Linked DNA regions of Homo sapiens: region 1 is linked to region 2. Evidence: chromatin contacts called from ENCODE Hi-C data. All regions are on one chromosome and are shown on one strand. Each heading gives the region's core, a stretch centred on a gene start or an enhancer-like site at or near the end of the contact. The rest is flanking DNA. Distances are from core to core; before and after follow the strand shown.

What was found. Hi-C counts contacts between places; a loop is a spot of excess contacts on that map. Pooled maps may share reads with other maps.
Region 1: a map of CD4-positive, alpha-beta T cell shows a loop between it and region 2 (6-fold over the local background). The contact joins the enhancer-like site here to the promoter of GCNT2 in region 2. A Hi-C loop is called at or near these places in 1 of 168 maps with a recorded cell type or tissue (CD4-positive, alpha-beta T cell) and 7 of 50 pooled maps.

What each region holds. Positions count from the first base shown.
Region 1 is chr6:11,494,165-11,499,885 of GRCh38, reverse strand. All of the region lies in intron 3 of LOC105374928 (a long non-coding RNA gene), which reads right to left. Among named protein-coding and RNA genes, the nearest start is that of TMEM170B, 41 kb to the left of the region's middle. Within about 2 kb of position 3,010, at least 3 of the 41 ENCODE cell types and tissues checked have a DNase peak (open chromatin) inside an H3K27ac peak, as active enhancers do.
Region 2 is chr6:10,517,893-10,523,362 of GRCh38, reverse strand. GCNT2 (glucosaminyl (N-acetyl) transferase 2 (I blood group)) reads right to left here and starts at 2,012. Exons shown (of 5, transcript NM_145649.5): 1 at 1,946-2,012. LOC101928146 (a long non-coding RNA gene) reads left to right here and starts at 1,957. Exons shown (of 3, transcript XR_001743961.2): 1 at 1,957-2,015. RefSeq lists enhancers at 1,666-1,725, 3,446-4,141, 4,221-4,365, 4,381-4,881 and a cis regulatory region at 4,288-4,298.

The sequences.
Region 1 (5,721 bases), core at 1,761-4,260, 980 kb before region 2:
ATGGCATTCCCACAGGCAAAATAGATAAGGGCAAACAAGGCTGACGCTTAACATCTACAACGAGAAAAGGCAAGAAAGGAGGGGCAAGAGGCTGACAGCAATTGCCCCAGTAAAAAGTCAGGATACTTTCCTCAATTCTAGGAACTGAGCCAATTTTCAGGTCCAAAATCCATTGACTAAAAAGACAGCCAGGTCCCTAAGAATAAGTACCCTGCAACACTGCAACAAGTTTATATCGAGATGACTTGTCCCATCCTTCCCTAAAGGGACCCACGACCATTTGCTTAGGTGACTGTATGCCAGGGAAAGGGAAGGTCTAGACTATTGCACACAAGTTCCGAGTTGACCTTGACACCCGGACCCCTTGTTGAAGTGGGGCCTTATAAGAATCAAGTAATGAATGGAGTCCTAGCTGGGTCTGGCACAGAGTGGGCCCACAGAACCTGTAGACTCACCCAGGAAGCATTTCTCCATTTCCATGTATCACTGGAATGAATGTACTTGGCAGTTGGAGTAAACCCTATATTTGTTCCTTGGTCAGTGAGGAAGTGCTATCATAGTGGGAGAGGCCAAATGGAAACTCCGAAACTGTCCCCCAGGCAAGATGGTAAATACAAAATAGGGATTGGTCGTCTCTATCATATCTCTTTTTAATTGCTAGTCTCCCCCAGCAGGAAGTGGATGGACTCTGAAGAATGACAACAGATGAGTACAGTTTCAATCACATGGTGGTCGACTGCGGCTGCTGTGCCAGAGGTGGGATCACAGCTGGAGCACATTAAACAGGCCGCAGGCCCGTGGCATGTGGTTGTCTATTTGGTGAATGTGCCTTTTCTATCCATATTAGAAAAAAAGATCAGGAACAATTCACATTCACGTGGACAGACTCCAATATTCATTTATTGCTTTGCCTCAGAGCTATCTTAACTCAGCTGCCCTTTGCCATAATAGTCTGAAATAATCTAGATCACCTGAACCCACGGAACATCAAACCCATCCACTGCATCAATGACATCATGTTCATTGGCCAGAAGAAGCAAGAGGTGGCTAGTATGCTGGAGGTCTTGGTAAAACACTCATGCTCCAGAGAGGAAAAGATGAATGAGGATTTAAGGAATCCAGTGGTTAGGTTCATGCTGGAATATTCCCTCCAAAGCAAACGATAAATTGCTGCATCTTATATCTCATACCTCAAAAAAGAAGTGCCTGGTAGGCCTCTTTGGGTTCTGAAGGCAACTCATGCCACACTTAAGACTGCAGTTCCAGGCCAGGCGTGGTGGCTCACGCCTGTAATCCCAGCACTTTGGGAGGCCGAGGCGGGCGGATCACGAGGTCAGGAGATTGAGACCATCCTGGCTAACACGGAGAAACCCCATCTCTACTAAAAATACAAAAAAAAATTAGCCAGGCGCGGTGGCAGGCGCCTGTAATCCCAGCTACTCAGGAGGCTGAGGCAGGAGAATGGTGTGAACCCGGGAGGCGGAGCTTGCAGTGAGCCAAGATAGCGCCACTGCAGTCCCGCCTGGGCGAAAGAGCCAGACTCCGTCTCAAAAAAACAAAAAGACTGCAGTTCCAGCTCACAAATTGGGCAACATGATTATTGGCAGCTTTGAGTTGTGCCTGAAGCACAAAAAGGCTAGAGATGCAGGTCTGTCACCTGTGAAAGGGGAGGGAGAAGGAGGGTTAGTTAGGAAGAGTCTCAAACTGCAGTGCTGTCCTGCAAAAGTCTCAGCCAGCCCAACAGAGAGCTCCAGAGCAAAGGCTGCCTGTTGGAGAAGTTCCATGATGAACAGAAAGGGCCAGGCCCTGGCACGCCCACTGTGCTCATTAGCTGTTAAAGGTCTGCCTAGGAAAAGCATGGCCTCAGCTCAACTGCTGTGGCTAAGCAACCAGAGGCACTGCAACCAAGGCCATCACCTAACTGCACCCTCACAGCTAATCTACAAGTTCTTTCTTGAAGGGAGATCATAATAGCTCCATATCCCCATATTGGAGAGAATTCTCACTCTGCATTCTGCCAAGGAGCTGGTGTGTGTGTGCGTTTGTGTGTGTGTGTGTGTGTGTATGCACACATGTGACAAAGGTTTATTTAACTTATCAATGAATGAAGAAGGAGAAGAAAAATTACTATATATAGTCAATGAACAAAAAGAATGCTGGAATAAGACTGCAAGTGAAGTTGAAACTGGTAAATTATAAAACAACACAACTATAATCTGTAGGATTTATATTTCCTACTGGACAGAAATGAATTGCAACATAATGATCCTCCACAAGTTAACATTAACTTTACAAGAGTCTCACCTTCATCAATAGCAAATAATCAAAGTAACTTTCTTCCTGTAAAACTTCCCAACTGGGGGAACATTTGCCCTCTCCTCACCCCAGAGATATCTGACAATGTCTGGAGACATTTGTGGCTATCGCAACTAAAGGGATGAAGGTGTGCTACTGGTGTCTGGTGGGCAGGGGCCAGGGATACTGCTAAATGACCTATTACGCCCTGAACAGCCCCCACGGCAAAGAATTACCCAGACCAAAATTTCAATAGCGCCAAGACTGAGAATCGTGTACAGATGACACTTTTGACAGCTTATTAGGCAATGCTCTAGTATGACACCGAAAGGGCGTAAGAAGATCTTTAATGTTTCCTTCTGCTTTCACTTAAATGTAAAATTGGGATAATGATATATCGAAGCAACTTCATTTACGGTGAAGGATGATTAAATAAAACAATTGTGGTTGATTGTATTTTTACAAAGATGATGCACAAATATATATCCCATCCCACATGCTCTTCTTCTGACGTGACACTGACATTCCTGTATTGAGGGGTGGAGGCTATGTTCCCTTCCCTTGAACCTGGGTAGACGTTTGCAATTACCTCTATCAACAGAACACAGCAGAAGTGACATTTCCTGACCTCTGAGGCTGGATCATAAAAAGCAACACGGCTTCCTCCTGGCTCTCTTTCTGGGGACACCACCTTGGATGTTCTGAGCCAACATGAAACAAGTCTGGCTATGCTTGAGAAACCCTAAAGAGGGACTACATAGAGACAGAGAGAAGCTCCCACCCCAGCCTGTCCAGTCTTATCAGCTCAGACACCAGACACGGGAGCGAATGAGGCTTTACAATAACCCCAAGTACTGTCTGATTGCGATCTCATGTGAAAGAAGCCTCCAGGCAGAACCACCCGACAGAGCTCCTTCTGAATTCCTGGCCCATAGACACCGTGGGAGATAATAAATGATTTTGTTGTCTTAAGCTTCTATATTTTAAGATGATTTGTTCCATAGCAACAGACACTAAAACAACCATACAAAAATAGTCCTTAGCACCCTGCATGGAAAGTGAGTTAACTGGTCACTCTTGTGGGGTAGTTTTAGTATTTTTAAGTAATATTTATGTAGTATTTTTACTGTTTCCGTGCGCAAGAGGGCACACTGTCCGTTGACAGCCCTCATACATGGAGGTGTAATTTTCTAATCAAAGCACCAGGTGGAGCCAACCCCTAATTTTTCACTGTCCCTTTCAGAGGGTGAACTTGACAAAATGGAAAAAAGGCTTCAGAATCAAACTAGCATGTTTAGGGCGATGTGTTAGAGAATGCTCAGTATTCTAAATTCTCAAATTCTAAAACACAAGGAAGCTTATTTTGATGAATAACTCATCCCTAGGCAGGGTGTACGCACAAAAAACAAGAAAATCCTTTTTTTTCCTTTGTTAAATGCAACAGAGAAGGTTATGCTTTCTTTAAACCCTGAAAAGGAAAAGAGATCTGCCAGCCTATGATTTCTAAACAATACTGTACTTAATTTTTGCCATTATCTAGACACATAGCTAATGCAAGTCTCTGTTTGCTGTTTGCTTCTGACAGTAAGACAATATTTCTGAATACTGATTTATGGGACTCAGATAACATCTGTACCACAATTTTAGCTTAAACATTTTTAGGTTTACATGTTTTCTAGTCCTTTATTTTGTATACACGAATTTAATGCTCTAGTGGCTGTGAAAATGGGCCATGATTCCGATTGCAGGAAATCTGGGAACCAAATCCCTTAAAATGAATTGGGTGAACCAAATACATTGTATCTCCCTCTTGTCAGAGAAATTCAAAGCAGACTCTACCCATCAGCATTCACTGTAACCTGAGCAGGTTGGCAACCCGTCCTTATTATGATGATCTGCCAGTGCCTATGTAACTCCTGAAGGCTGATGCCTCTACCCTGAGATGGCTCAAGGATGGTTAGGGCAATAGAGCAGTGGTCTTGAGAATAAAGATGGTTTTGTGATCCGCTTATCTGATTAGAGGTTTATACTATAAAGTCAAGGCTTCATAGCCTGGTAGGGGATAAATCAAATGTCAGAAAGGATGGAGGCAGCTTGAACTCTGAAGAGCTGATTTTCTGAGGGTATCCTACAACTTTGACTCCACCCATACCCTAGCTGACCTGTCATCTTGCTAATTAACCACAAGAACTGAGGGAGAAAGTAAGGTGTGATCAGCTCAAGTAAGGCGTGATCAGCTCAAACCCTATCTATCTTATGCTGGGACTAACACAAAAGAAAGCCAAACACAATTATATGGTAAATCAGTAGAATCATGTTCCTACCTAACGTGTGTCTGTCAGGGATGAGACTGATTCCCATGCTTAACTTATGGCCCTGTCTCATCACTTTGTGCTCATAGAATGTATACGTGACATATTTTTCTTTGACACACTAGTACTGGCAAAGGCTGTCTTCTTTGGCTTAACCACAAATTGTGGAGCATGAGAGCCTCAGAACATCTCCAATCTCTCCCAGCTAGTTTCGGAAATTCCCAGGGACAATTGTGCACATGCTCTCGAGAAGTTCCCCTGGATCCTCAAAACAGCCTTGTGAATCCACAGTAGCTATGGTGACAAGCCTGCTGCAACTCTTTAGAGGGTACTTGGCTGGGTCCCACAGTCACTGATACTGACAGCAGGATTTTCGGGTCACTACTAAGCACTTCCCACAAATGGCCATGACCTCATTCCATGCACTTGGTAGCCTGTCAGTGCAGTGGCTAGAGTGTGATGAGGTAGGCAGGGAGGCAGCCTCTGTCCCTGTGACTATTATCCTCCATTGCTAGGCTGTCTTCTTGGGGCTCATCTCCTTAGGGTCCTTTATCATGTCTATGAGGGCCTGTTCAGGCATACAGCAGTATGAGCAGCCATTCGTACTACCCAGTCTCTCCAAAAATGACGAAAAACCATGTTTTGTGGCCCAGATCTGTATACTCTACCTGGGGATGACTTCTTCCTCATAAGGCATTCACTCCTCAGGCAAATAACATACCATGGTAAGCCCACCCTATTGCCCTTGCACCTCCGATGCACCCACATTAGCAGGCTCAGCCCATGCTAGTTCCCAAACTGACCTTGGATTGTTCAAGCAACTTTAAACCCAAACCTACAAAGCTGGTGTGCAGCTCACAGTTTGATGACTATGTAAATTACATCCTGAAATGTCTCTACTAAACATGTGACTGGACACATCTGAATTTACAATGGGCACACGGCATCTTGGTTTCATAGGTGAAAGACTCTGAATAAGTACCTTTTTGGCAATAGTTCAATCTGAAGTGGATTAAGGCAAGATTTAGAATCTTTAAGCAGGGTAGTACTTTTTTCAAACGGGCATGTTTCCAAGGGATGGAGTCACTGGATGGAGTTTCCCAGCATGGCAGCC
Region 2 (5,470 bases), core at 763-3,262:
CCTCTGCCTCCCGGGTTTAAGCAATTCTCCTGCCTCAGCCTCCCGAGCAGCTGGGGTTACAGGCATGTGCCACCACACCCGGCTAATTTTTGTATTTTCTTTTTAGTAGAGATGGGGTTTCACCATGCTGGTAGGCTGGTCTCGAACTCCTGATCTCAGGTGATCCGCCTGACTCGGCCTCCCAAAGTGCTGGGATTACAGTCATGAGCCACACCGCGCCTGGCTGAAAGCTGGTCTTTTCAAGCTCAGTCAAATAACTTTGAGGCAATGCAAGACTGAGCAAAGTTAAATAGCAGCTCAGTTACTAGGCGGAGTCGAGGCCTTAAAGGCACTTTCCGCCTGCGTTTGCACATGAAAAGATATCTGACAACTCCAGGCTTTCCAAGCCAGGGTCTCCGGGAGAAGCCAGAGCTGGAGAACCTCATTCGTTTTAAGTCTAATTTTACTGTTGCAGAAAGTTACCCTGGAGTTGAGGATTGAGTGTATTCTATAAATGGGATATTATGAGAAGCTAGAACAGCAGCCCAATCTCCGTGCCCGAGGCTTTGTTTGTTGTTTTCACCTTTCTGGATGGAGTTTTGCTCTTACCCTCCCGACCTCTATCGCTCAGAAAGTCCTTGATAGGATTTTGAAGTTACAGGAACCAAAAATTACTGCCATAGGTAGAATACTTCCACAAGGGAGACCTCAAGCTTCTGATCACTAAGAATAATTACATGAAAGAATATAGCCTCCCTTCTTCCGATAATTGCAATATGCTGTTCAATCAGAACAGAGTGCAAAGAAACAGATCCTTTACGCTGTAGGGTCCCCAGGGCCTGGGATTACAGTCTCCCTATTTCTTCTGGAAAACCACAGCCTACAGGTAACTACCCTCTATTTGGCCAATCTACTACCAGGTGCAGAAAGACTATTTACAAGTGACGACTCTCAAAGGCCTACATTTAAAAATAAGGAAAACAGAAAAGTAGCTTTGAGTTTGGCAAAACCTGAATTTACTTAGTAGACCTGTCTTTAATATCAGAAGATGGGTTTTCATAGAATGGCAATATGGATCTACTACTTTTCTACATGGCCCAGAGCTTCATTTTCAATTTTACCTATTATCAAATGAGGTTCATACCTCACAGGAATGTTCATACCTCACAGCAACTAATTAAATAAAATACATTTCAGGCTGTGGACGGTGGCTCACGCCTGTAATCCCAGCACTTCAGGAGGCTGAGGCAGGTGGATCACATGGAGTCAGGAGTTTGAGACCAGCCTGGCCAACATGATGAAACCCCATCTCTACTAAAGATACAAAAATTAGCCGGGCTTGGTTGTGCATGCCTGTAGTCCCAGCTACTCAGGAGGCTGAGGCAGGACCCAGGAGGTGGGGGTTGCAGTAAGCTGAGATCGCACCACCGTACTCTCGCCTGGGTGACAGAGTGAGACTATGTCTGGAAAAAAAAAAAAAAATTTAAATGCCAGACAGTACCAAGTACCTTATCAAATTCTGGAAACATTTTCCCTTGCCTGAAGGAACTGAGAAACATAAACCATTAAGTCTGAAGTGAACGTTGTTCTTTCCTACAAAGTTAAAAGTTGTAACTGAGATACAGAAGGATACTAATGATTTAGAGACAGATGGAAAACCCTCGTGCCCAGTAGGCCCATCATGTAATGAAACAACATACAAACATGCTATTCTTTGAAAAAAAAAAAACCTTTGAAAACAGAAATCTCATGACCAAATGACTCATTCAACATTTTTTGGTGTACTTACTTTATGCCCGGCACTGTGCTAGGTTCTGGAAATATAAAACATCCACGCAGCCCATTTGAGTACCAGCCTATTGGACCTTAAACTGCTGTCAGCGATTTAACAGAGGTAACACGAGAAGACCAGCTCCCCGCAGTTTCCTCCCTCCACCAGTTTCCCAGCACGCTGACCTCCACCTACCTCTCTCAGTTCCCAGGAGGGTAAGATTGCCCAGAGGCGTCCAGCAGTGAACACAGTAAGCCTGTTTAAGGTAAACGCAGTTTAACCCTAGCGTTTTAAGTGGAATAACAGAGGCTGGAATGTGAAAGTGGGAAGGTCTGTTTGCTTTCAGTCCCACCCCCAAGGCCTGCCCTAAGAGTCTGAGACAGGAGAACACACGTCTACAGAGAGCCTGCCTAGAGTCTGGATTTTTTAAGCTGCTGGATACCAGGTGCTACCTGACACCAGCTCATCCCCTGCCTCTAGAGTCCTGGAGGGCTTTGAGTTGATCACTTTCCACTCCAGGAATGTTATAAGAAACCGCTCAGAAAGGTAACTGCCCTGGGTGTAACTGGGTTTTTCATGAGGACACTCCAAGATAGACCTCAGGATAATTATTTGGGTGTTTTCCTAAGACTACCCTCCATTTTGCCCCCTTAGAGGCTGCTTTTTCAAGAGGGGAAGTTTTGGATTCCCTCACAGACCCCTCGTGTTTAAGGTTCCACTCTTATGTTTAGTTATTGGTAGGAAATCTTATAGTCTCTGCCCCAGGGTAACCTCTAACAGATTTAGATATGTGTTCTGCTCAAATGCTACCCACACTGGGGAAGGGGAATCCTAAGGTGGCAGCAGAATTTAGTAGAAAATGCCCTGGGCATTTTCAGAAGGCAAGTTCTCTCCTCTCTAATGCAAGCTGTATATCTTGAGCAAGTCACTTCCTCTCTCTGAACCTCTGGCTTTTCCTAGGCCAGGCAAACGGGCTCTTTACATACCCTTTCAGGAATGAACTGATTCCTGTCCCAGGAAACAAGCTAGTCATACCGTGCATTTAGCCATATCCCTCTCTTCTGCCAAACACTTTGCAGTCAGAAGCAGCTTATAAAATTCAGTGGGGATAAAGCAGGGTATGGTGGTGTGCACCTGCAGTTTCAGCTACTAGGGAGGCTGAGGCGGGAGGGTTGTTTGAGCCCAGGAATTCTGAGACCAGCCTGGGCAACATAGTGAGACATCAACTTAAAAAAAAAAAAAAAAAAAGAAAAAATCCAACTGAGTTAAAAAAAATTTTTTTCCAGTCATAAAGCCAGGATAAACTGAAGAAATAGCAAATCAACTTTTTTTTTTTTTTTTTTTTTTTGTGACAGAGCCTTGCTCTGTCACCCAGTGCAGTGTCACAATCTCAGCTCACTGCACCCTCTGCCTCCCAGGTTCAAGCAATTCTCCTGCCTCAGCCTCCTGAGTAGCTGGGACTACAGGCATCCACCACTATGCCCGGGTAATTTTTGTATTTTTAGTACAGAAAGGGTTTCACCATGTTGACCAGGATGATCTTGAACTCCTGGACTCAAGTGATCCACCCCTCTTGGCCTCCCAAAGTGCTAGGATTACAGGCGTGAGCCACCACACCCGGCCCAAATCAATGATTATTTTTCTTTTCTTTTTCGTTTTTTTTTTTTTTGAGACCGAGTTTTGCTCTTGTTGCCCAGGCTGGAGGGCAATGGCACGATCTTGGCTAACCGCAGTCTCTGCCTCCTGGGTTCAAGCAATTCTCCTGTCTCAGCCTCCGAGTAGCTGGGATTACAGGCATGCGCCACCATGCCCTGCTAATTTTTTGTATTTTTATTAAAGACGGGGTTTCTCCATGTTGGTCAGGATGGTCTCGAACTCCCGACCTCAGGTGATCCACCCACCTTGGCCTCCCAAAGTGCTGGGATTACAGGTGTGAGCCACTGCACCTGTCGTCTGTTTTCTTTTTCTTTTCTTTTTTTTTTGAGATGGAGCCTTGCTCTGTCACCCAGGCTGGAATGCAGTGGTGCAATCTCGGCTCACTGCTACCTCCGCCTCCTGGGTTGAAGCAATTCTGTCTCAGCCTCCCAAGTAGCTGGATTACAGACGCCTGCCACCACGCCCGACTAATCTTTTGTATTTTTAGTAGAGACGGGGTTTCTCCATGTTGGTCAGGCTGATCTCGAACTCCTGACCTCAAGTAATCTGCCCACCTTGGCCTCCTAAAGTGCTGGGATTACAGATGTGAGCCACCCCGCCTGGCCAAATCAACAATTCTTAAAATGACCTATTTTGAAAAGACTAAAAGAAGCCCAACTGTTTTAACAGCATTTATTTTAGAGTTTTAGGATTATGGTAAATTTTACTTTCTTCTATGTATTTTTTTCCTATTTTCCACATTTTATAAAATGGTCATGAATTATTTTTTTCTAATTGGAAAGGAACAATTTTAATGGTCGTGACTGGTTATCTTCTCCCTCATCTTACGCTGCATTGTGTGTGTTGGGCCCAGATCTACAATTCAACTTCCTCATGAGCGCATGAGTCAGCATTTCTTCATGGCCTGTCATTCTGTACTGTTTGCAAAAGTATGAAAAATAGAGACCAGCCCATGGGAATTTTGCTGGAGAGGTAAATAAAATGCTCCATACAATTCTATACCTTTTACCAACCAAAGAATAAAATCATCAAATATCCAAGTATACATCAGTATTTTACAAACCCAGACTTTAGTGATGAAGGTAGGGAAAAAAGGATGACTGTCCTGGAGATTCAAGACGGGGTCTACTTATTGGGAAAGAGCCAGTTAAGTCAAATCATCGCAGCAACGGGTGATTTTTTCCTTGGCAAATTACCTAATTATTTCACTATTTCATTATGCCTATTCAAATGATCTCAGTCCTTGCCAGCTCCTTACAGCCTCCATTCTTTGCTGGAAATACCCTTATCCTTTCACCTCCTGGCCACCCAACCTGTTCTTCTCCATCACAAACAATAGAGCATTGAAATTCTGTGCCTGCCACCCAGAAAACTGGCAACCCACAAAGAACAAGAAAAATGGCTAACATACCTTTAAAATATATTCATCTTTAACAAATTATAAATAACAAGAGTAGCGCAGTTCTTTTTCTGTTTAATTCAAGTAATTTTTTAAAAGAAATACATTAGGCCAGGTGCGGTGGCTCACGCCTCTAATCCCAGCGCTTTGGGAGGCCGAGGCGGGCAGATCACTTGAGGCCAGGAGTTCGAGACTAGCCTGGCCAACATGGTGAAACCCCCTCTCTACTAAAAATACAAAAAAAATTAGCCCGGTGTGATGGCACATGCCTGTAGTCCCAGCTACTTGGGAGGCTGAGGCAGAAGGATCTCTTGAACCTGAGAGGCAGAGGTTGCAGTGAGCTGAGATAGCACCACTGCACTCCAGCCAGGGGGACAGAGAGACTGTCTCAAAAATAAAATAAATACATTAGAATACCACTGTTAGCAGACGTGTGATCACACACTGGTGGACTGATGGAAAATTAGAATATATTTTGGAAAGCAATTTTGCAATATGTATCAAGAATTTTAAATGTGGCTATCTTTCAATCCAGTGAATTTTAATTCCAAAGACAATAATACTAAAATGTGGCGAAGCTTATGTGAAAAGATGTTACTTACTTTTGATGTTATTCAGTATTGACTAAAATAACATTTTACACAGTAAAAAACTAGGAACGAGGC